6 separate regions of the Mus musculus genome follow, and all the other regions are linked to region 2. A link is a loop called in an ENCODE intact Hi-C map of the cell type or tissue named here. Cell type or tissue: left cerebral cortex. All regions are shown on one strand.

Region 1 (4,000 bases), 69 kb after region 2:
GAGAAGCCCTAATGTGCTCCCCTGGGCCAAGAAGAGGTTGGTCCTCTGGCTTTCACAGTCTCAACACCAGCAGCCATGTTCTCCCTCCATGAGACTCCAGGGGTAGCAAATGGAGTTGGAGACACACCTTGTGGGATGCTGATCCCTTGAAAAGCTTTGTGGTATATCTGTGCCTCTGTGTTTTCATTCCCCTCTCCTTTTTGAAGATTCAGACCTCTCTGTGATTTTATAGATGGTCAAATCTATATACCTTGCTCTTTCTCTGCTTTGTGCTTATGTTGTGTAACAATATTTCAGGAAAAGTGAGAATAAATTTCTACTCTTCCCAAATAACAACCAAGTATGGATACCACCAAAATCCATGTTGGTGAGCCAATGAACTTTTATTTGTTTGCTTTTGTTTTCTTAAAGTAATATGGGCGAGGAATTACTTAAAGAATCAGAAGTGACACAAAGACTGCTGTGTCACCAATGACCTACCCTAACATGGGTGGCAACTCACAGAAGTTAGACACCTGGAGCTCAGGTGATAAGAACCTCTTCCAGGTAACTGATGATCGCTGCTTCTTCCAGGCATCTCAGCAGTTCTTACTGCTTGTATATGCTTGCTGAGAGTAGAGCCTAGTGTACCTAGTTGTCTTAGTTAAGATTTTATTGCTGTGGGAGATGGCATTACCAACTTGTACAAACGTAAACATTTTTATTGAGGCTGTCTTACAAAGGCTAAGTCCATTGTCATCATGGTGGGAAACATGGTGGCATGCACATACACATAGTGCTGAAGAAGTGGAGAGTTCTATATCCAGATCAAAGACAGAAAGAAGAGAGACACTGGACCAACCTGAACATTTGAAACCTCAAAGCCCACCCTCATTGATACACTTCCTCCAACAAGATTGCATGTACTCCAACAAGGCCATACATCCTATATGGAGGGTCACTTTCATTCAAACCTGCACACTGATCAATTTCAGGGACTTCCTGAAGCCTTTGAGTTGATTATTTCCTAAGCTTAGGGAGTGTCTTGGTTAGGTTTTTTTTTTTTTTTTTTTTTTTTCCCCAACTTGACACAAGCAAAAGTCATTTGTCAAGAGGGAACATAACTTAAAAAAAAATGAACCCAACAGATTGACCTGTGGACAAGCCTGAAGGGTGCTTACTTGATCAATGGTTATTGTGAGAGGGTTCACATTGATGTGGTACCATCCCTGGACTTTTAGTCCTGGGTTATATAAGAAAGCAGGCTGAGGAAGCCATAGGCACTGTACCGCTAAGCAGTGTTCTTCCAAGACCTCTGCTTCACTTCTTACCTCCAGATTCCTGCCTTCAGTTCCTGCCCTGACTTTCTGCAGCCATGGAGTATGACCTACATGATGGAATGTTTAATTTCCCCTTAGAACAGTCTGTGTCTTAAGAAGTGTCCCTCCAAGATGGAATGTTTTTATCTAGGAGTAGATTGATATACAACAGCATAAAGCATGGAGAACAGATCCACCCAGCATAAGAAACAATTACTGCCCCCTGTGCTTAGCTGTTGCTAACAGCATCTGAATGAGAGTTGCTGGGGGAAATGTCTCTTGGCTGGCGAATGTCTGGATGTCAGAGCTGTGTTTGTGGCTGCTGTGATTTGAAGTTGTTGGTGTTGTTCTGTGGGAGGAAATCGCCCCCTGGTGATCATGAGGTGTATGTGCAGAATAATAAAGTACAAATGAACAGTTATTACTCCTAAGGTCCTTTTGTAGAAGTGTTTTGGCACCTGTCTCAGAAGCATATGGATTATTTCCACAATCTGTGGACAACCTCAATCCAACTAACTAAAGAGAAACCCCCTTTTTTATTTTCTAAAAATTCCCACATCTGTTCTACCCACACATTTGACCTAGTTTGACCCCTAGGTTTCTTCTAAAGAGACAGACCACAGAGCATGTGTGAACTTGTGAGAGAATAGTTATCTTGAAAACCATGACTATTAACTTCTTTGATCTTAATATTTAGTTATCTTGATTTTATGTTTATGAGTGTTTTGCCTACATTAGATCCCCTGGAACTGGAGTTTCAGAGGGTCGTGAGCTGTTGTATGGGTATTACAAATACAACCCCAGAGGGCAGCAAGTGCTTTCAATTGCTGAGCCATCTCTCATCCTGAAGGTTAACTTCTTGAAAGTGGCTTTGCTTGTGATTACAATGTAGTACCTGCTTAACTCATTTGCAGACAATTTTCCCCCTTCAAGTAAATGTTTAATATTAATCACTTTAACATAGATAAGGGAGCAAGAATAAGAAAGAAATGAAAAGGTTCAATTACCACCAAACTCTGTCTTAATCTCTTATATACTACAGAACGTGGCTTTCTCATAAGCCAGGCCTCATCTAGCCACAGGCACCAACCATAGGAATTCAGGACCCAGCAGAGCCCAGGAGCCCCACTCAGGGATCTGGACCTGACTTCTGTGAGGGAGCTTGAGTGTGAACCAGAAGCCCTCAAATTCTGATTTCATACAGATGGCCCTCAGACAGAAGGTTATAGGATACACATTTTAGTAAATGTTTATGCATTTTTAGGAATATAAGTTAGTGAAATACTTTTGTCTCATTGGGACATTTGTTTCTTAAAGGTCTAGGGGCCTCCTGCTGTGCTATGCTTGGCAGACTCAATAATCCTTAAAGAATTTACAAAGGAAAATTAGTACTTTAGAAAAAGTCATTAGCTTGGCTGAACATACAAAATTCACTCAGACCCACAGACCACAGAGAAAAATGTCTTAATACTGAACATTTTAATACTGAAAAAGGCAGGTTTTGTGAAGAGCATATACAATCAACCCCTTGGGTGGATAGCCAGTAGGGCAGACTTCAAACTCAGCTATTCACTCCTCTCCACATCTCAGCTGAAAACAAATGAATAATTTTTCCCCTAATCCCAGAGGCTGAGACACATGGAGCTCTTCAGGAGGGTCTACTATGTGCACAAGCCCTTGATTGTTAGCATAAAGGAGAGAACACATCGTTTTTCATAGAAGATAGCTCACTGATGATGTGCTATGGTAAATAGATACATAATTTCTAAAGCAGCTGTAGAGGAATTTTCATGTTGTAAAGAATTAAATTCTTAGATATAAAAATTGAGCAAAACCCAGCTATTGCCAGGTGTCAGTCATGCAGCCTGCTGGATGCCCCATGGAAGCCATCCTGGATCTGAAATGCATGTCACAGGTGATTTTGGGTGTCTGTTCCAGCTAACTTAATGATGCAACTTTTTATCACATCAGCCCTCTTTGTAGCAGTGAAAACAAGCAAACCTAAATGGACAGGACATGATGTCTTCTGTTTGGCATTAGTTTTAGGGAGAAAATAATAGTTAAATGTGGGATTATATTGATTTTGACATCTTTCACTTCTAGGAAAATAAATACTTCTTGCTGTAATAAGGGTGTATCTATTCATGTGACTTTGTATCTGTATTCACACTTCTGATGGGAAGACATTAAGGGTGAGTGCTAGTTGCAGAAAGAGAAAGGGTTATACTTTTGGTAACATGGAAAACTAAACCATAATAATTGATCCATCTCAACAACAGTCCCTTTCCCTGTCCACTATATGATGAGCTCAAAGGTAGACATCAGTTGGCTAAAAGAAACCAGCAAGTTCCTAAAACATCGGAGTCCTCTTCAGTTTTTACATTTCTTGATTTATTTCCAGTTCCCCACCACCCTTTTGCCTTGGACATTGCATGGGAAGTTCACAAGTTAAAATTGCTCTAAAAGTAGGTTGAACAAGGTAAATTCTAACTGTGCAGCAGACAGAAAGTGGACTTGTTCTGAACTCTGTGCCCTTCAGGCACACAGGGAGATGACGCAGTCATCAGTACAGAGTTTTGGAGTCTCCACAACACTGGTTGAACTGGACCATCTGCATGTTCTCAGAGTTTGGGTTGTCTTTAAGAGGCTAAAATACAAAACAAGATACAGGGAAGGCAAAGTGTTCTGCTCACAAATTGGAA
Region 2 (4,000 bases):
TGCATTTTCCATTTTCTTTGATTGTTGTGCCGATGTTCTCTATGGAATCTTCTGCACCTGAGATTCTCTCTTCCATCTCTTGTATTCTGTTGCTGATGCTCAAATCTATGGTTCCAGATTTCTTTCCTAGGGTTTCTATCTCTAGTGTTGCCTCGCTTTGAGTTTTCTTTATTGTGTCTACTTCCCTTTTTAGGTCTAGTATGGTTTTGTTCATTTCCATCACCTGTTTGTATGTTTTTTCCTCTTTTTCTGTAAGGACTTCTACCTGTTTGATTGTGTTTTCCTGTTTTTCTTTAAGGACTTGTAACTCTTTAGCAGTGTTCTCCTGTATTTCTTTAAGTGATTTATTAAAGTCCTTCTTGATGTCCTCTACCATCATCATGAGATATGCTTTTAAATCTAGGTCTAGGTTCTCAGGTGTGTTGGGGTTCCCTGGACTGGGCGAAGTGGGTGTGCTGGGTTCTGGTGATGGTGAGTGGTCTTGGTTCCTGTTAGTAAGATTCCTCCGTTTACCTTTCGCCATCTGGTAATCTCTGGAGTTAGTAGTTATAGTTGACTCTGTTTAGAGATTGTTCTTCTGGTGATTCTGTTACCGTCTATCAGCAGACCTGGGAGACAGATTCTCTCCTCTGAGTTTCAGTGCTCAGAGCACTCTCTGCTGGCAAGCTCTCTTACAGGGAAGGTGCGCAGATATCTTGTATTTGGACCTCCTCCTGGCCGAAGAAGAAGGCCCAAAACAGGACCTTTCTCAGACACTGTGTTGCTTTGGCAGTTCCCAGGTGGTACAGACTCTCACCTAAGCAGACTAAATTCCTAAGTTCCTTGGAGTCCCAGGACCAAGATGGCGACCGCTGCTGCTGTGGCTTAGGCCGCCTCCCCTGCCGGGTGGGCACCTGTCCTCCGGTCCGGAAGGTGGCCAGCTGTCCCCGGCCCACACAGGGTGCTGCCTCAGCGCCTCTGTGCTTCTGCCTGTTCCAGAAGCTGTCAGGTTCTCTGGCGCACCCTCTCACCTGTTCAGACTCACAACTAATTACTATATATTCACTCTCTCTAACAAGTTACCCAGGCGCAAATGTTTTCCTGTGTTGTCATTCATTTCACTTCTACTATACTACCCTGCCGTGTTATCGTGGTAGACACAAGAAGACGGAGTGCAAAAGAGAATGGTCAGAAAGTAAACGTTAGTTCTTTCTACTTCCTGTTTGTCCTGCAAGCAGACAGTTAAATATTTCTTAATACCCACCCACACCTTTCCCCAGTTTAAGTTTCCTCTATCTGGAAATTTCTAGTTTATCTGCTTAGGAGCGGTTTTCTGTTTGTCTCCTCAAATATAAAAGGAGCACATGAAACTATGGAAAAGCCATTCCAAAAAAGATTAACAATCTCATTACCAATATAAGATTGCTCCAAATTCCAGCTTCACTTTGTCAGAACGGATTCATTGTGCAGTTCCACCCACGGAGAAACAAAGTGTGTGTTTTCTGACAAGGTTAATACATAATTCTCTTTAAAATGTCTAACTTAATTCGTTTGGAGACCTGGTCTGGATATGTGGCATGAAATTCTCCATCTTCTTGCTTCTCAAGTGTGGAAGTTGCCCGTGTGATGTACCATGCCAAGCAATAATGTGCAATACAGGCTTCAATCCCCTTAGTCAGAACCCACTTTATATTACTTTCCTCTTTAGCCATTGATGATCAAAATGAGCGAGTCTAGCTTGCGTTTGTTCTGCTGTCTCATGGTTTTATTTACATAGACACTGCAGGATGAATTAGTCTACCTTGTGTCTTCTAACAGAAAAATTGGACAGCAAGAACTTCTTTTCTCTCTATGTAAACGCAGGGAACCCTTGGCACTGGCTCTCGATGGTCACAAGTGTGTGGCCTTTGACCTGCACTTGAGGATTTGGACCAGCAGGGGGCATGGAAGCTCTAGATCGCTGGTGCTAGTGGCCATGGGGCGTGGCTTTTGCATCTTTGATGGACAGCTAGGGAACGGTGCAGACGAGGATGAGGTAATAACGGACAGAACAAGGAGAGCGTGGGGCAATTCCTGTGTGTGTGTGTGTGTGGGTGGGGGGTGTTGCGTGCGTGTGTGGGTGTGGATGTATGTGTGTGTGACAGAGAGAGAGAGAGAGAGAGAGAGAGAGAGAGAGAGAGAGAGAGAGAGAATGCGTATGCATGCACGAGCTGTAGGGAGATGCGAGCCTCTGAGCTCACGCCGCGGACACGGCCGGTGCTGAGCTGAAAACAGACAGACAGACAGTTCCATATTTGAACAGGCTGCAAAGTTGGGTCCTGGCAGTGGCAGCTGGGACCGGGATGGCGCGCGTGCTCTCGAGACTGGGGGACCAGGGAAGCCTCCGCGGGCGCGAGCTCGCCTTGGCGCTCTGCCCGGGAGGGGCGACTCCTCCTGGAGGCCACTGAGCCGAGCCGCAGGGAGGGGGAGCTGTGCCACCGCGGTCGGCTTACTCGAAGCGGAGAGAGGGCGGAGGGCGTGACCGTGCGGCGCGATCCACGCGGGCGCCCGCGGAGCCCGAGGCGCAACTGGTGCGAGGCGGGTGCAGCGTCGCGCTCGGGCCGCGCGCCCCCGGGTGGCTTTGCAAGGCGGGGCGGCGAGTGCGCAGGGCCGGGCCTTTGCATGAAGCCGCTGGACCCCTCGGAGCAGCGGCAGAGGCGGCGGAGCCCGGCGGAGCGCAGTCGGAGACGGGCAGCTCCGGGGTCCGTGTCCCAGTGCCTACGCGGCTGCGGACTCCCCCATGGGCCGCAGCTGAGGCTTCCCGCAGCGGTGGGGCGCAGACCGGGGGGCGCGGTTGAGACCCGGAGGCGGCGGCGCCGGAGGAAGCGCAGAAGGCCGGGCCCGGGAGGTGGGCAGCACCGCGCCGCAACCCCGGGCTCGCCATGCTCCTGGCCTCGGCAGTGGTGGTGTGGGAATGGCTGAACGAACACGGCCGCTGGCGTCCCTACAGCCCAGCCGTGAGTCACCACATCGAGGCGGTGGTGCGCGCTGGTCCCCGCGCCGGGGGCAGCGTGGTGTTGGGCCAGGTGGACAGCCGGCTCGCGCCCTACATCATCGACCTGCAGTCCATGAACCAGTTCCGCCAAGACACGGGTGAGCCATTCACATCTCTTGTCTGTCCCAGGAGCTCCCGCCTCGTGGGTCCGCTGTGATCCACCCAGTGGCCAGCTTTGCTCACTGGTATCAGCTATAGGTGTTGAGGGCAGGTGCTTCTCTTCCCTAGGTCCTCACAGGATTCCAAGACCACCTCCAAGTAAATGTCCTTGCAAGTAGTTTAAAGAGTCTTGATTATACAACCCAGCCTCAGCCTAGCTGCAGGAGAACCCCTTTATGCCCCCATCAGCCCCTAGTAGCCGTTTGTGCAAGAACTCTAGGGTTTTGCAAACCGCCTCCCACCCCCCAAGAAATGCTGACTCTTCAGCAAGACATTACTTGAACCTCTTGGCTCACACCTGCTCACACTTGCTCACACCTCAGTTCACCCTGCTTTGCCTCAGGCACCTTTGGGCCTAACATACACTTGCCCCCACCCCCCACCCCCTTTCAACTTTAATGTCTATATGGCCCTCTTCTAGGGACCCAGCCTTCCCACTGTCAGCTCCTGGGTAAGAGACTTGGGGAGGCAAAGGGATCCCCAGTCTCCAATTACTGTCTATTGTATGAAAGGGCTGGGACAATACTGGGAGAGAGTGGAGCATGGGTTCCAGGACTGGAGCATCCTGGATGTGGTGGCATCCGCAGATGCCTCTGCTTGTACACTCCAAGCACTGAAGCAACAGGCCAGAGCAGATGGAGAGAGGAGGCGGGAGGATTGGGCTCTGGAATGCCTGGCAGGGAAGCTGCTCCCTTTGTCCATAGAGAAGGAGGAGGAGGAGGAGGAGGAGGGACGGAGGGAGGCAGCAAGAGAAGAAGAAAGGCTAAGAAGAAACTGTCCTTAGGTTTTTTGCTTAAAATAGCAAACAGGAGCCACCACTCTGACCTC
Region 3 (4,000 bases), 360 kb after region 2:
TTTGTAAAAGTTCCAAGCCATGATCGGAGTGACTGTGGCTATTCCTGTGCTTGTGGGAAGAGGGGCCAGGGAACTGTACTGAGAACATGGGTCTTGCCCGTGTTAGAAGAAGAATTAAAGAGATGAAGTTCCGATATAAACAGTTGGCTTATGTTTACAAAGATGAGACACTAGGAGTCAAGGAAAGTTGTGCATATATAATGCGCGGGGGTATAGAAAGCATCAGCTATTCAGGATGGTTTCTCTTGTTCAGTTTTATATGTTCTATGAACACAGGTTCGTAAAGCACTCCTTTATGTGGAGTGATCACAGAAAAAAAGTGAGCACTACATTTCTCCAATTTTCTGCAATTAAAAATGTGTGTGTGTGTGTGTGTGTGTGTACTGAGTGAAAATGCGCATGTGCAGTAGTCCGTTCTCTCTCTCTCTCTCTCTCTCTCTCTCTCTCTCTCTCTCTCTCTCTCTCTCTCTCTCGTCAGCAAGTCCCATTTTGTGCTGAGCTATACATCAGCGGACCTGGAGGGCATCATCCTGAGTGAGGTAACACATTCACAAAGGAACTCACACAATATGTACTCACTGATAAGTGGATATTAGCCCAAAACCTAAGATACCCAAGATATAAGATACAATTTCCTAAACACATGAAACTCAAGAAAAATGAAGACTGAAGTGTGAACACTATGCCCCTCCTTAGAAGTGGGAACAAAACACCCTTGGAAGGAGTTACAGAGACAAAGTTTGGAGCTGAGATAAAAGGATGGACCATGTAGACACTAGCATATCCGGGGATCCATCCCATAATCAGCTTCCAAATGCTGACACCATTGCATACACTAGCAAGATTATGCTGAAAGGACCCTGATATAGCTGTCTCTTGTCAGAGTATGCCTGGGCCTAGCAAACATAGAAGTGGATGCTCACAGTCGGCTATTGGATGGATCACATGGCCCCCAATGAAGGAGCTAGAGAAAGTACCAAAGAAGCTAAAGGGATCTGCAACCCTATAGGTGGAACAACATTATGAACTAACCAGTACCCCGGAGCTCTTGACTCTAGCTGCATATGCATCAAGAGATGGCCTAGTCGGCCATCACTGGAAAGAGAGGCCCATTGGACACGCAAACTTTATATGCCCCAGTACAGGGGAACGCCAGGGCCATAAAAGGGGAGTGGGTGGGTAGGGGAGAGGGGGTGGGTGGCTATGGGGGACTTTTGGTATAGCATTGCAAATGTAAATGAGCGAAATACCTAATAAAAAATGGAAAAAAAAAAGACTAAAGATGGAAAACTATCAATCTTGGAGCATAGATTACAGGTCTCATGAGAGCCCATGCACTGCAGTGTGCCCTTCAGGTGTGTCCAGCCTTTGACAATGCAGCTTAACGTGGTCATCTACAAGGTTCCCACTGAAGAACCAAGCATTCAAATTACAATACCAGTAGCAAACGGATCTCAGAGTATTTTGAGTGAGTATATGATTTTGTGTTGGACCAAATTAACAACTGTCCTCAGCCCCTTGTGTCTCATAAGCCATAGATTGGCCACATTTGATCAATGTGTGTGATCATGTATACTACAAAGCATTAGGGGTAATGGTTAAATCATGGGAACAGCAACCAGGTGCCTACCAAATTCTATATATCCATGAAACTGGCGTAAGTAGGTAGATAAAAATGCATATTAAGGATACTGTAGTGAAAAAAAAAAAAAGTTTCTTTGACCAAACCCAAGGGAATCTGCCGATTCACCAACCTATAAATAATGCATTGATATCAAAAAGGGTGGGTATTTGAGGACAGACAAAAAGGAATAGTTTTAGGGAGGAACTGGAGTCTCATGTCCCAGGACATTGACCTTCCTTAGCCCTCTAGCTGGTCCCACCAGGCCCTGACACACATCGTCTACTTAGCTTTGATTCCTTTCTCCCCAAATAGCTTCATTTGTAATTTGTCTGTCTGTGTGTTTCCCTCAACAGATGGAGAATTGTAGCCCTGGTGCAATTGCAAATTTCTGCAGTTTTGTTCTTTGCTGGCAGCTAACACAGGCATCAAAGCTCATGCAAGCATCTATTCTGAACTTAATTAGTTCCAGTCCATCTGGGAAAGATTTGGGGAGGCTGAAAAAATGAGAACACACCCTGTGCTAAAGTGGTTTTTCTGAAGTGAATTTCAGCCTCCACTCTCAGGCCCTCTTTAGAAGAAAGAGTTGTGGCTTGTCCTATTTTGAACAGCTCTAAAATGCTTCCTATGGTCTCCCAAACATTCTAATGTGTGTCTGCTTATTTGCCCATTAATAAACACAGTAGTCCAGGGAAGCCTAACCTATGATTGTTGTAAACCAGCTCTAGTTTTGATTCACTCCAGTTTTTCACTACAAGGAATATTTATTGAGCTTCTTTGATAATTGAGCAAGCACAAAAGTACTTTCTGTATTCTCAATACAAAAAGAAGGCCTGCATTGCCGATAAAATATGTGCCTGACCACACAATAGAGATTTTGATTAAAATTTTATCTTTACAAATTTGGTTCGCCAGAAGGCAGCTACAGGTTGTTGGGAGAGCATGACAGCAATTCCACGGAGCCCCAAAGCATGTGGTATGCTTTACTGAAAGGGTTAAGTAATTTGTGGCTGTGTTATTTCAGTGGCTTTTGGCATTAGGAGAACTTAAGGTTAATTTCCATCTTGAAAGTTGGCAAATCAAAGGATATGTGCTCATCAAACTGGAGTGAATGTAAAGAAAAACAGAAAAATATATAGATTATTTGGAAAAAGGAGGTGGAAACCCTGGTGTGTTGGTGCATGCCCTTTTTTTTATTTCTATCTTTTATTTATTTAGTTTATTTATATTTCTTTTTTATTAGATATTTTCTTTACTTACAATTCAAATGTTATCCCCTTTCCTGGTTTCCCCTCCAAAAATCCCCATCCCTTCCACCCTCTCCCTGCTCACTAACCCACCTACTCCTGCTTCCCAGTCCTGGCATTCCACTACACTGGGGCATTGAGCCTTCACAGGACCAAGGGCCTCTCCTCCCATTGATGACCAACAAGGCCATTCTCTGCTACATATGTGGCTGGAGCCATGGGTACCTCCATGTGTACTCTTTGATTAGTAGTTTACTCCCTGAGAGCTATGGGGGTACTGGTTGATTCATATTGTTGTTCCTCCTACGGGGCTGCAAACCCCTTCAGCTCCTTGGATCCTTTCTCTAGCTCCTCTATTGGGGACCCTGTGCTCAGTCCAATGGTGGGCTGAGAGCATCCACCTCTGTATTTTTCAGGCACTGGCAGAGCCCCTTGGACACAGCTATATCAGGCTCCTGTCAGCAAGCACTTCTTGGCATCCACAATAGTGTCTGGGTTTGGTGACTGTATATGGGATGGATCTGCAGGTGGGGCAGTCTCTAGACTCAGGATGATATTTTCTAGTTCCATCCATTTGCCTAAGAATTTCATAAATTCATTGTTTTTAATAGCTCCATTGTGTAAATGTACCACATTTACACATTTCTGTATCCATTCCTCTGTTGAGGGATATTTGGGTTCATTCCAGCTTCTGGCTATTATAAATAAGGCTGCTATAAACATAGTGGAGCATGTGTCCTTCTTACATGTTGAAGCATCTTCTGTGTGTATGCTCAGGAGTGGTATTGCTGGGTTCTCAGATAGTACTATGTCCACTTTTCTGAGGAACTGCCAAACTGATTTCCAGAGTGGTTGTACCAGCTTGCAATCCCATCAGCAATGGAGGAGTGTTCCTCTTTCTCCACACCCTCGCCAGCATCTGCTGTCACCTGAGTTTTTTATCTCAGCCATTCTGACTGGTGTGAGGTAGAATCCCAGGGTTGTTTTAATTTACATTTCTCTGATGACTAAGGATGTTGACCATTTCTTTAGGTGCTTCTCAGCCATTCCATATTCCTCAGTTGGGAATTCTTTGTTTAGCTCTGTACCCCATTTTTAATAGGGTTATGTGTTTTTCTGAAGTCTAGCTTCT
Region 4 (4,000 bases), 290 kb before region 2:
GAATGCAAACAATGTTTAAGAGGGAAAGAAATGCATACAAACGTATAAGAGGCTGCATTACCACCAGTTGCGGTTTGAACGATTGGAAAGCCCCCTTTCCCCATCAGGAAGGTACTTAGCTGTAAACGCTAGTCAGAGCTGCTATTATGACTGTGTTTCCTGTGCCGCAGAAACATCTACAGACCGCAAAGGCATTCAGCCTCGGGGTGGAGAACGTGAGCGACAGCTAACTTATCCACAAAAAAATCAGTGAGTCACGCTAACCGGCTCTCCAGCTCCAGCACCACAGCCAACGGCAATTCCGTGGCGCCCCATCCCTACCAGGAAACAACTTTACACTTCGTCCTACACGTTTTATTAAAATTAAGTTGACAGACGCAGAACGAGTCCCTAACCTCCTGGGCTTCACAAGTGAGAGGCTCAACACAAGATGGAGGAATAAAAAGGAGCGTAGCTAACAGGTCGCAGAGGAGGCGTCAAATGACCAGACCGAAGTAAGTAAAGACTATGACGAGGGCACTTCGGAGCACTTACACAAAAAAAGATTAAAAGAAGTAGGATTCTCTCCCAGGGACCCCTAGCCTGTAATTGGCTCAATATTTTTGCCAGTTGTACGCAGGCGTCGCGACCTAACCCGGAAGCAATGCCTCGCTAAAACGTAATCTCAGACCTCAGATAGACGCTCCCAGCCTTCCCTCTGCCTCTAGTTTCCCATGATTTCTCTGGAAGCGCAGAGTAAATAGGACTACGTCTCCCAGAGTGCCCTCGGCGAAGTTGGCCCTGCGCGTGCGCCTCACGACTATCCCGCGCTGTCCCCTCGGCCCCGCCTCTATCCTATCGCCGCCATTTTTTCAGAGACTTTCATCCGGCAACGGACAGGGCCTTTTTTTTCTTAAAGGAGAAGCTGCAACTCAAATAATTTACCACTTCTCCCCTCGAGAGCTGGCGGCGCTGGGGACAGAAAGGCCAGAGCAGGAAGGTGGGGGTCTGGGTGGAGGCGGGATAACGTCCAGGCTACTTCTTAGGCTAGTAAGAACCCTTGAGGGGACAGCGGCGCCTCCGGGAGGCAGGTGCGCGCGCAGCCGGCAGGGGGGTGCGCGCGCGGCTGAGAACGGTGCGTTTTGTCCTCGCCTCCGCCCTCGCCAGCCCTGCCCCTCCCACCGCCCCTAGCTTGAGCCGAACTCCAAAGTGGGGGGGGAGAAAGGTCACTTTGGGATTGTCGCGAGACGCAGCCGTTTAACGGTGAGAACGGGCGCGCGGGCAAGGAAACCTCGCGCTCTCCCTCGGAGCCGTTTCCTGATTGGTTGGAGGAAGGGGTGGGGGAGGGCACCGAGTGCGCTGCTGCGTGTGAGACCGCGAGGGGCCGGGCCAGGGGGGCCGATCCTCCCCTCCGATTGGCCCGCTGCGTGTCCGTCCGGGTGCGCGCGTGCGCGCCGCCGGCGGTCGCTGGCTTGAGTGGCAGGGGGCGGGTGGGGGGGGGCGCCCTCGGAACGGGCGGAGGGGCGGGGGGGAGAGAGGCGCTCCGGAGTGAGGGAGCCGGACGCTCCGGGAGCCGAGGGGGGCGGGGGGAGCTGCGCCGCGGGCGCCGCCGCCTCCACCGCCTGGGACGCAGGGGTGGGGGACGGACGAGCCCCGATGCCGGGGGAGACGGAGGAGCCGCGATCCCCGGAGCAGCAGGACCAGGAAGGGGGCCCAGCAGCGGCGGCCGACGCGGCTTCGGAGGAGCTCCGGCCCGGCGCGGCGGCGGCGCCGGCGGCGCCTGCAGAGACCGCGAGCAGCCGCGTGCTGAGGGGAGGTCGGGACCGCGGCCGGACCGCTGCGGCCGCCGCCGCCGCCGCTGCCGCTGTGTCCCGCCGGAGAAAGGCCGAGTATCCCCGCCGGCGGAGGAGCAGCCCCAGCAACAGGCCTCCCGACGGCCCAGGGCATCAGCCCGCGGCCGCGAAGCCCCCGTCTCCTGCTCAGGGCAAGAAGAGTCCGCGACTCCAGTGAGTAACAGTCTTTGAAGCGTTGGGGAAGACCCCCCTCTAGTTCTCTCTCCCCTCCCGGCTCCCGTAGCGCCCGCTCCACGTGACACCCTGCTTGCTCTGCCCCCTGCCGGCTCGGCACGCCAGATGTCACGCCGCTGGCGGCCGGGCTCCGGCTGCTTCACTGCCTGTGGCCGCCAGCCCACGCCCGAAGTCGCCCAGTGCAGGCTGCACGCCCTCTGCCTCCCGCCTGCTCGGTCCTCACTCTGGCTTCTGCACCCCCTTTGTCAGCCTATCGCTTCCAGTGTTACATCACATCCCCGTTAGGAAATCAGCCGCACCATACTAGCCCTGAAGAGTGTTTTTACCTGTTCTTAACTTAGCATTCGAGCCACTTAGAAAGTAGCCTTCCTCGCCCTTCTAAATAGTCTGGTCGTCAGAGGAAAACACCGTTGTGCAAATTACAAGTATTTTCTACAACTAAACTAGATGTGTAGTTCTTTTTACTAGTATATAAACTTTTTCTTTATGCGGATATTTTAACGTAGGTACTTATTCTTAAAATTACATTGATCTGAATTACTACTTTGAACTAATTAGAGGCCCTTAACAGATGGCCAGGAGCAAAAATATTTTAAATTGCTCATTAGAGTAATGCTTAAGAATAATTAAGTACATGAGTTTATAAGTTACACGTTTTAATCAGATTAGTTATTCACTGTTTAAGAGTATTATGTCACTTGATTTACAAGTAAGAAAAAGACAGAAAATCAAAGAACAGGAATTTCGGTTTCAGATAACCTTCAACCTTCCAGTAGAGACAGTGCAAGGGCTTGGCTTACCTTAGACCTAGAAAATTTTTAAAGCTTAAAAACAAGCTTGCTCCAGAATTAAATCTATGACTTAGAACAGTTGCATGAGACACTTCAGGAATAAAATCCAAGTGTATCATATTTTGCTACAAGTGTTTTCCCGGGTTTTGAATGTGACTTAAGGAAGTTAACTTCTTTAAGAAAACTTGGGAACTATAGTTCTGTGGAGAGTAAAACTGTCCTTACAAATTTTTAAGCTGAATTGAAAGTTGTAACTGCTGTATGTACATTTTTACAAAAATCTTAATGTATTTAATCTCACAAACTTGAAAATATGTAAACCATTAATCTTAATTGGGCATAAATTCCTTAGGCAAAATCTTTTAACCTATGTGTCCTCTGTACACAGTTATATGGGGAATTACCTCTATGGCCTGAGTTTGTGTGTGTTAAATAAACCACACAATGTCTTACACACTAAAATAATAAATTCAACTTGTTATTTTGAGGAGTGATAGCCTAACAGAGGCAGGAGTACTTTATAGTGGTGTTTTTGTATATATTTTGTAGTGTTGTGGTTTTATATTACCTTACATAAACCTGCCACTTGAGAGTTAAGTACATCTGAATCAAGTGAAATTATACCTAGAATAGTGTTTAACTTTTCCCTACATCGTAGGAAGTGCTAATGGACCTTGAGTCTTATAATGCAATGGTAGAAACAGTTGATTTTGGATGAATATGATTACTTGGATTAGTCTTTTGATCACTGTTTTTCTTGTGAAGAGGAAGAAGCAGTCTTAATGTTCCTTTTCGTCTAGTACTATAGTTATGGTGATCTCTACCTCCGTTTGCTTTCAGACTTATCCCTTGCTCATGTATTTACAATTATACCATTTTATCAGATTCTTAAAAATTAACTTTCATTGTTTTTCTTGCACATTTCACTTATTCAGTGGCCCACAAATCAGAGAGATGTCAACACATACATTCCAGCTTTGCAGTCGTTGTTTGAAAAGTAACTAGGGCTAGTACTGTTACTCCTCTAGGGTGTAGAAGGCTGAATTAGATCTGGCCTTGTCTTCAAGGACCTTGAAGGAAACATTGATTAGTACTCATTTGGTTTGCAGATGTTCTTTGACAACACATTTTTTAAATTCATATTCTATTTATCCTTTGAGACATGCAGTTTTGAGTGTCAGTTTACTGAACTCTGACCTTGAT
Region 5 (4,000 bases), 370 kb after region 2:
CACATTAAAAAAAATACAAAACCAGGCTTGGGAGTGCTGGCCCTGGCCCTCACTTCCCAGAAGACTAGAGCCGCCCCTGGGAGGCAGGGATGCAGGATAACTGGCCTCATCCCTCAACTGGTCAGTGTGGGAAAGCTGTCCCTGAGGCATAAGAGTTGTTGAGCTGGCACCTCCCCTTACTGGCTGCAGTACTTGGAAGATCTGGCCCCACCCCTCACCTAAGCAAAGCAGGAGAGTTGGCCCTGGTGGTGTGGCCACAGGAGAACTGGTTAGCTGAAGAACTCAGCTTCCACTCAGACCCAGATCCAGGACTTTGAGTTGGCCCACCCCAACATCCAGTGCTGGAGCACTTGAAGGGGCATGTCCTGCAGATCCAAACGTGCAGGATCTTCATAACACAGGGCAGCAACAGAAAGTTTGAGAGAAGTTCCTTTGAGGATCCATTATTGATAGTGTAGCAGAAGCCACAGGCCTTGAACCAGACCCATGACTCATTTCAATGAATATTGGCAATAAAGATGTGTGGACAAAAGAGAATACTGTGAGACATACTCTTACACATTGCAGCTTCCACAATAAGATGTTTTTATGATTTGTTTGGGGGTTGTTTATTGTTTTTAATTCCTTCTTCTTGTTTAATCGTTTTTTTACACTCCAGATTTTATCCCCCTTCCAGTGCACCCCCTGACTGTTCCACATCCCATACCTCCTCTCCACCCTGTGTCTCCATGGGGATGCCCCTAGCCCCCAACCCCCAACCCCACCAGATCTCTAAACTCCCTGGGGCCTCCAGTCTCTTGAGGGTTATGTGCATCTTCTCTGACTGAACCCAGACCCGGCTGTATATGTGTAGGTGGCTCAAGTGTCTGAGAGATCTCAGGGGTCCAGGTTAATTGACAGTGCTGGTCCTTCTACAGAGTTGCCCCATATGAAATGTAAATAAAGAAAATATCCAATAAAAAAGGGGGAAAAAGGAATGGAGGAGGAGGTTGTAAGGACAGAGGGTGGATCCAAGGGGACAGGAAAGATAAGTGGGATTGAGATATATGGTTTGAAGTTCAAAATGAATCAATAAAAAGCTAAAGAAAAATACAAAACCAAATAATATATGCAGACAAATTCCACATAGAATTTATAAATCAAAGTAGAAGAAAATAATATAAAATTGAACTCAAATTTATCTCCCTAGCATATGATGTACACTGGATTGAATTCTCTGGTAGATTCGCTTAAAATATGATCTGATTTTATGCTTGTTTAGCATTGCTGTTTTAATGAGCATATTTGAAACAAATCCCATAGAGAAATACAGAGGTACAAGTAAAACATCTTGTTCTCATAACAGAATTTGAAATGTTATTTCAGCTTACATTTCTTCCATGGAAACTAGCAAAAACTTCAACCCAACATAGGTCCAAAGTCTTGCATCAGACTTCTCTAATAAATCTAATACAAAGGTTCATTTAAAAGTTTTAGAGGACCTTGAAATAAATACATACATACATACATACATACACACACATACATACGTGTGTGTGTGTGTGTGTGTGTGTGTGTGTGTGTGAATGGTATAGCATGGTTAGAAATCACAGGACCTGAATTCAATTTCCTAGTTTACTGTGGAAAATTATTCTATTATCATTATTCTATTATCTATTACTCATGATCTCAGATTTTTATGCTGGAGCTAAACAGCTATAGTGAACACACCTAACAACCCAACAAACATGATCCTATCTAAGATAATTTTATCAAGAAACTATCGTCACAAAGGCCTACAAGGTTAGGCCCCTATGAGATGTTGCTGCCATCTATTGGAAGTGTGGCTAAATTGCACACAACTTTAAAAGGCCATGGTGTTTAGTGATAGAGCACTAGCCTGGTATGTATGCAAAAGGTCCTGATTACACACCCATTACTGCAAATAATAATAATTTTCTAAAATATTCCACTTTAGGGCACTTACATAAGACAAGCACCTAGCGGTTACTAATCCCCCTCAAACACACTATATATCCTGTGCTCTACACACTGTACCAGGGTCTCTCCATGACAGAATTACTAAACAAATAGTATTGGATTCACACAACAGAAAGCTATACAGCGACAAAAATGAGTGAGATAGTGATATTCATTAGCAACATGGATAAATGGCAAACGCTTAGAGCTGATTGAAAAGAACCAGGCTCAGGTTGTGTTTCCTGCTACCTAAAGGGTTAACTTTCTTCACTCTGTCTCTGGAAGCTTGACATTGACACTGAACTTCGTGTCAAGATCAGAGCATCCGGTCAATGACAGCACCTACCACTGTCACCCTCACACTGCTTTGTAAAGACTGTGGTTCTTCCTCCCTTAACTATCCTCGATTAACTAAGGGACTTTCCTCTTCACCTCAAAGATATTTCATACAGACCACTCACAACACACTCAAGTTAGTGTTCTTGTTCATGAAACACTGGATTATTTGCTTTGAGTTATTCCAGAGGAGATCTTGGTCTATTGAACATAGATCACCATCTGATCCAGTAAACAGTGTTACATTTACTCCTAGATGGTAAATTCAAAATCCAGAATATTTGTTACCCAATCTAATTCTGTAGAATATCTTGCTTGATGACAGTTTTACAGTATGTTGCCCATATAGTCTCCAGGATACCTCCAAAACTGTCTAGCAATATCATTCAAGCTTAAGAAAAACAATTTATCTTCCTCAGACTCATGCATTGCTCTCATCCTGGAACATACTGATACGAGCTGGCAGCAATGTTGGCTAAATTTGGTGGATCTTCAGAACTAAACTAAATTCAGCAGCATAGTCAGTAATTATTCGCTGAGATCAAATAAATTTCATTTCTAGAACATCAATATATTCAATATAAATAAGGAAGTAAATCACAATAAATGAATGAAAAATAAAAACAACAGGACTTTGCAAACCAATCAATTGATATGAACTTAAAACATATGTATCAAGCAAGCATCTTCCTCAGACAGGTACTGTTTCCATGGCTACATAGAACCATAATCACTGAAGTTTCCAATCATTTGAGTGTACCCAAATGCCTCCATTCTAAGGATCACGGTCTTTTCCCCAAGTATATCAAGGACTGGGTTATAGGTCAGCTGATAAAATACTTGCCATACAAACATGAGAACCTGAGTTCGATTGCCAGTACCCACATTTTTAAAGTCAGATATGGCATAGCTCAGGAGATTGTCAAGTTTATCCTAGATACTTACTAGCCAACCAGTACAATTATATCAGGGAGCTGCAGGCTCAGTGACAGACCTTGTCTCAAAAACATAGATGGAGAGTGACTGAGGAAAGCGCCAGATATCAACCTCTGACCTACATACTCAGAGACAGAGACAGAGAGAGAGAGAGAGAGAGAGACAGAGACAGAGACAGAGACAGAGACAGAGACAGAGACAGACAGAGATTCATATTGTACACTTCACTTGAGAAGCTCTATGATATGCACAATTAAGTTTCCTTATGATTTTAAGTCTTATTAATATACAAGAAATAAAATCATTTTTAGTGACTCCACGGAGACAGTTGTATGACTGGGATGTGACTGAAAGTTTAAAACCTCCAAGTTATGATTATTTCTAGAAATACTCAAGGCATCTAATAGTTACGGTAACCACAGATAATATGATAATAGTCAGGTGCAGCAGTTGCTTAGTGTTCCAAGGCTTGCCATAAATAGGACCTCCATCATAAGCAGCTTTGTTTAATGAGCACCAAGAAAGAAAATTTCTTACAAGTTTCTAGTGGGTTATATCAAAAACCTACAGTCTTCAGTGAGGTGTAGACAAACTAAATTCAGCAGCATAGTCAGTAATTATTCGCTGAGATCAAATAAATTTCATTTCTAGAACATAAATATTTCAATATAAATAAGGAAGTAAATCACAATAAATGAATGAAAAATAAAAACAACATGACTTAAAGAAATTTTAACTGGCAAAACTTATCATTTATCACCACGCACCT
Region 6 (4,000 bases), 490 kb after region 2:
TCTTTGTAAGAAGTGCCTAACTCGTTTGCGGTTATCTAATACCTGCGATCGTCCCTCAGAGCGCGACTGGGGGCTAGGGAAGGCGGTCGGTTCGACCCTACACAGGACCAAGCCTCACAAGCTTGCCGAGATCCTGAACTCAGTGTACGCTCAAGAAATGTCGAATGCAAACCTCAGTTCAAGCTATACACCCACAAGGCGCTCTAGCGTGCCAAACAAACAAAAAACCCGGAATCAGAAAAAAAAAAAAAAAAAAAAAAATGTCTCCAACAGCTCAGGAGGCCTGACCATAGGGTACAAAATATGGGGCGTTCCTCTCGTGAAATGCACAAAATAGAAACCTCCAGTAACTGTAATCTTTATAGGCTACATATGATGAGAGAGGAGAAAGATATACTTGATTTCACCATAACTGCTTATCGTGATTTTTTTTTTTTTTTTTTTTTTTTTAGTAGTAAAGACTAAAGGTTTTCAACTACTTGGAAAGAATTAGGACTCTAGGCCTAATTTTAACTGTGGATAGACTTTGAAGAAAGGACTCGCTAAGAGCCCGGATAGCTCAGTCGGTAGAGCATCAGACTTTTAATCTGAGGGTCCAGGGTTCAAGTCCCTGTTCGGGCGGAAGTTGTTTTAGGCTCCTGTATTTCCGGTATGACTAAATAAGTGAAAGACCTTCAATATAGACCCAACCTACCCTTATTTGAAGGGGGCAATTTATAAGAATGAGTACAGACGTCATGCGGCTGGGTTTTGCTTGGAAAGTGGTTGTTACATGACATTGTGTGAGATTTTTGTATTCAAAACATCTGTAGGTATACAACCAGAAAACACTGTACATCAGTAGTCTCGAAGAATGTCTCCTGATGCCTCTTATTAAAGGCGAAGCTTGGGAACTAGGCTACTAAATCTGTATTTCAAATGAAGACACAGAATGTATAGTCTCCACTTAGGACTACGTTCTTAGCCAGATTTCCTGTGCTCTCTGATGGGCCCCGACTTAGCAAGAGACTTGGCTGTGTAGGCAAATACTTCCAGGACTAGCTTCAAACCTGTCATTGAAACTTGAAAGCTTAGCAAAGGGACAACATAAGGTGGCGATTGGGGGAACAGACCCAAGAGGTCAGCTGGTGCAGCAGGCATGTGTTGTATGGGCATATCTCCCGAGCCAAGTTGCCACCATCTTCGTGAGTTCAACTATATCTCATCACAGCTGAACTTGCTGACTGTTGTTCTCCTAGAAAAGGAGGCAGGGATCTTTGAATTTCCAATCACCCCACCCCATCGGTTATATACAACTCTGCGAATGACTTCAGAAAGAAGATAGAGCATACAGCTGGAAGAGATTAGTGGAACGGGCTCCACATTACAGGGCCATTGAGGAGCCAGGCTGGGTTCCAAGCAATGCGACTGCTTTGGGGGTCACCCATGCTCCTGCCCATAACCCTCATCCAAGATCTCTAAATAACCCTAATAAGTTCATTGGTTCCCTGGGGTGAACTTTGATGCAATCGGTTTTTGGTTTGCCATAATACTCTGTCGACGTGTCAGCTTCCACCGTGTAAGATTTTGAGCCATGTATCCCAGCTAGGATCCTATGTTTCTTTGCCTCTCTTTCCAAAGAGAATCTTTGTGTCTTCACAAGGATGGCTATTGTACTGGGAAGGAAATAACAAAAGACAGAAATAACAAAATAAAACTTTGCTGAAACCCGGGATCGAACCAGGGACCTTTAGATCTTCAGTCTAACGCTCTCCCAACTGAGCTATTTCAGCACAGATAATAAGCCCCCGTCCCCACTCTAAAGCAAATTTAAAGTTAAAAAAAATTCAGGTCACTTCACCTCCAATTTTTGAATTTTTAATTTTATTTTTAAAGGTGTACTATTTTTAGTTCTGCAATTTTAAGAACAGTAACAAAATTAATTCCTGTCAGGTCAAGGTGTGTCCTGGGTTACCTTCGTTTAGTTTCTACCCTTTCTCTACCCTTATCCAGGGTCCCAAAGAGTACCTAGTGTGTATAGCTTGGTCTCACGGTCCCATTCATCCCTCAACGTGTGCTGGAAGGTCGACTTGCTCATAATTCTTTTTCTTTTTTTTTTTCTTTTTTTAATTTTAAACTCCAGATTTTATTCTTTTCCCGGCCCACTTCCCATACCTCCTCCCCGCTCCCCTGTCTCCATGAGGATGTCCTCACCCCCACCCCCGCCACCCCCACCTCCACCCCACCAGACCTCTAAACTCCCTGGGGCCTCCAGTCTCCTGAGGGTTAGGTGCATCTTCTCTGACTAAGCCCAGACCCAGCAGTCCTCTACTGTATATGTGGTGGAGGCCTCATATCAGCTGGTATATGCTGCCTGGTTGGTGGTCCAGTATCTGAGAGATCTCAGGGGTCCAGGTTTATTGAAACTGCTGGTCCTCCTACCGGGTCGCCCTCCTCCTCAGCTTCGTCCATCTTTCTCCTGATTCAACCACAGGGGGGCAGCAGCTTCTGTCCATTGGTTGGGTGCAAATATTTGCATCTGATTCTTTCAGCTGCTTGTTGGGTCTTTCGCAAGGCTTTCATGCTAGGTCCCGTTTTGTGAGTGCTCCATAGCCTCCGTAACAGTGTCAGGTCTTGGGGGTGATCATAATTCTTAAACGCAGTAACCAATTTGCTCTCAATCACCCAAATTTGCCCGAGGCCTAAAAGGTCAGGGTCGCGATAAACTTCAGTGTTTAATTTGTCAACTTCGAGCGAAGGGCGCATGCAAACTATAGCTGAAAGGAGGCAGCAGGAAAGTAAAAGGGAAGCAGTCAGTGCTCTGCATCAGCCTGTCCTGAAAAGGATGAGAGTGAGGAGCGATGATAATGACTTTGTACAACTCTAGTTGGATATGTACTTTGGGTTTCACATATATATGAACTGCATTCTGATTGTTGTAACCCCCTTAGCCTCTCAGGTCTCCCTCCCAGCCCACCAGTTAATCTCTCTCCCACATTCATGTATTCTGAGTTTGTTGTTTTGTGTTTCGGTTTGGTTGCCGGTTTTGAGACCTGGTCTGTGTGACCAGGGACATAGAACTCTTACAACTTAGTGGGTGCCTTGGTGGCTACAGAACTGAAGTCAATGAATGTCTCTTCCCCCAGAATCCGATCATGGTGACTTTCAGAGAGCCCAATCTCACCCTGCTGTCCCCTCTTCCTTGGATGAGTGACCAGAGAGCCATTCCTTTAGCAAATACCAACCAACCAAGTCTTGGGGCCATAGGCCTGTGATTTTGAGTGTCCATGCTTCTTTGAAACATCCGTTTCGGTATATGTTTTTGTTTTATTTGGATTGGATTGAACTGCATTTCATCACTAGAGTAAAAGCTCTTAGTAATTATCACATAACACCAGCTTTCCTGTGGATTCTACTAAGCTCGTTTAGTTATCACAGGAAGGCAAGATAACTGTTCCTTTACTTCTGAGGAGGCTGTCAGTGAGGACGAGGCGGTCATTGCGGGATCGGTGTGGACCCTGCGTGAAGCGTCCTTGTGAGCCAGGTGAAGACCCGGCCTCACTCTCGAGTTCCACCTCCATCTCTGCTGTCCTTAGAGGGCGCCTGTCTCATTCTGTTCGCATTGAGGAGGTCGGCTTCATTCACAGCCCACCTGAATCAAGGAAGACTCAATCTGCATTAAACAAGCGGTGTCTTCTCCTCCCAGGGAAAACTATTTCACCTCAGGGCTTGCAAACTTATTGTGCTTACAAGCCAAGTTCTTAAAAATCCTGCAGGAAAATGGATGAGACTGTATGAATTTGACGTGGACGTGCCCTGACTCTTAGATTTGTACCAGCCCTTAAGTGCCCCCTTTTCCCACTAACAGACATCTCTACCTCGGCTTCACCATCTCCCAGTAATCAGGAGCACTTTTCATAACAGGAGAAGTTGGACCTGGTGTGAAGAGGCAAGCTGCTCTACGTGGGGTTTCAGTTCCCAGAGAAGCATTTTTTTTTCCCTGAGGACGGGGTAGGACAAA

Evidence for each region. Hi-C counts contacts between places; a loop is a spot of excess contacts. Peaks named below come from ENCODE experiments on the same cell type or tissue, not always from the same donor. Only the 100,000 strongest peaks of a DNase experiment are listed, where the experiment ranks them.
Region 1: it touches region 2 in a loop (4-fold over the local background); 17 of 42 quality-filtered maps call a loop at or near these places.
Region 3: it touches region 2 in a loop (4-fold over the local background); 8 of 42 quality-filtered maps call a loop at or near these places.
Region 4: a loop joins it to region 2, with 3 times the contacts of the local background. A loop is called at or near these places in 13 of 42 quality-filtered maps.
Region 5: a loop joins it to region 2, with 5 times the contacts of the local background. A loop is called at or near these places in 8 of 42 quality-filtered maps.
Region 6: it touches region 2 in a loop (6-fold over the local background); 6 of 42 quality-filtered maps call a loop at or near these places.

Annotation. Positions count from the first base shown.
Region 1 is chr19:12,430,870-12,434,869 of GRCm38, reverse strand. It overlaps Pfpl (pore forming protein-like), which reads right to left. Exons shown (of 2, transcript NM_019540.2): 2 at 2,760-4,000. Among named protein-coding and RNA genes, the nearest start is that of Pfpl, 5.0 kb to the right of the region's middle. In left cerebral cortex, CTCF peaks have their summits at 1,462 and 1,661 (motif pointing left); a DNase peak (open chromatin) is centred at 1,616.
Region 2 is chr19:12,500,118-12,504,117 of GRCm38, reverse strand. It overlaps Dtx4 (deltex 4, E3 ubiquitin ligase), which reads left to right and starts at 2,122. Exons shown (of 9, transcript NM_172442.3): 1 at 2,122-3,111. The coding sequence starts at 2,901. In left cerebral cortex, CTCF peaks have their summits at 1,884 (motif pointing right) and 2,443; DNase peaks (open chromatin) are centred at 1,951, 2,362, 3,050 and 3,813; H3K4me3 peaks cover 2,266 bases; H3K27ac peaks cover 1,870 bases.
Region 3 is chr19:12,141,614-12,145,613 of GRCm38, reverse strand. No RefSeq gene overlaps it. Among named protein-coding and RNA genes, the nearest start is that of Olfr76, 23 kb to the right of the region's middle. In left cerebral cortex, no CTCF peak of the experiment used is centred here; a DNase peak (open chromatin) is centred at 2,067; H3K27ac peaks cover 1,756 bases.
Region 4 is chr19:12,792,969-12,796,968 of GRCm38, reverse strand. It overlaps Zfp91 (zinc finger protein 91), which reads left to right and starts at 846. Exons shown (of 11, transcript NM_053009.3): 1 at 846-1,985. The coding sequence starts at 1,636. It overlaps Gm44505 (predicted readthrough transcript (NMD candidate), 44505), which reads left to right and starts at 846. Exons shown (of 13, transcript NR_024093.1): 1 at 846-1,985. It also overlaps a transcript of Lpxn not described here. In left cerebral cortex, CTCF peaks have their summits at 1,099 and 2,103 (motif pointing left); DNase peaks (open chromatin) are centred at 273, 742, 1,313 and 2,102; H3K4me3 peaks cover 3,795 bases; H3K27ac peaks cover 2,653 bases.
Region 5 is chr19:12,132,289-12,136,288 of GRCm38, reverse strand. No RefSeq gene overlaps it. Among named protein-coding and RNA genes, the nearest start is that of Olfr76, 14 kb to the right of the region's middle. In left cerebral cortex, a CTCF peak has its summit at 1,807 (motif pointing left); DNase peaks (open chromatin) are centred at 1,820 and 2,714.
Region 6 is chr19:12,006,317-12,010,316 of GRCm38, reverse strand. n-TFgaa2 (a tRNA gene) reads right to left here and starts at 1,772; the gene lies at 1,700-1,772. n-TKctt30 (a tRNA gene) reads left to right here and starts at 549; the gene lies at 549-621. In left cerebral cortex, CTCF peaks have their summits at 2,475 (motif pointing right) and 3,580; DNase peaks (open chromatin) are centred at 2,489, 2,724, 3,000, 3,619 and 3 more places; H3K4me3 peaks cover 1,110 bases; H3K27ac peaks cover 1,570 bases.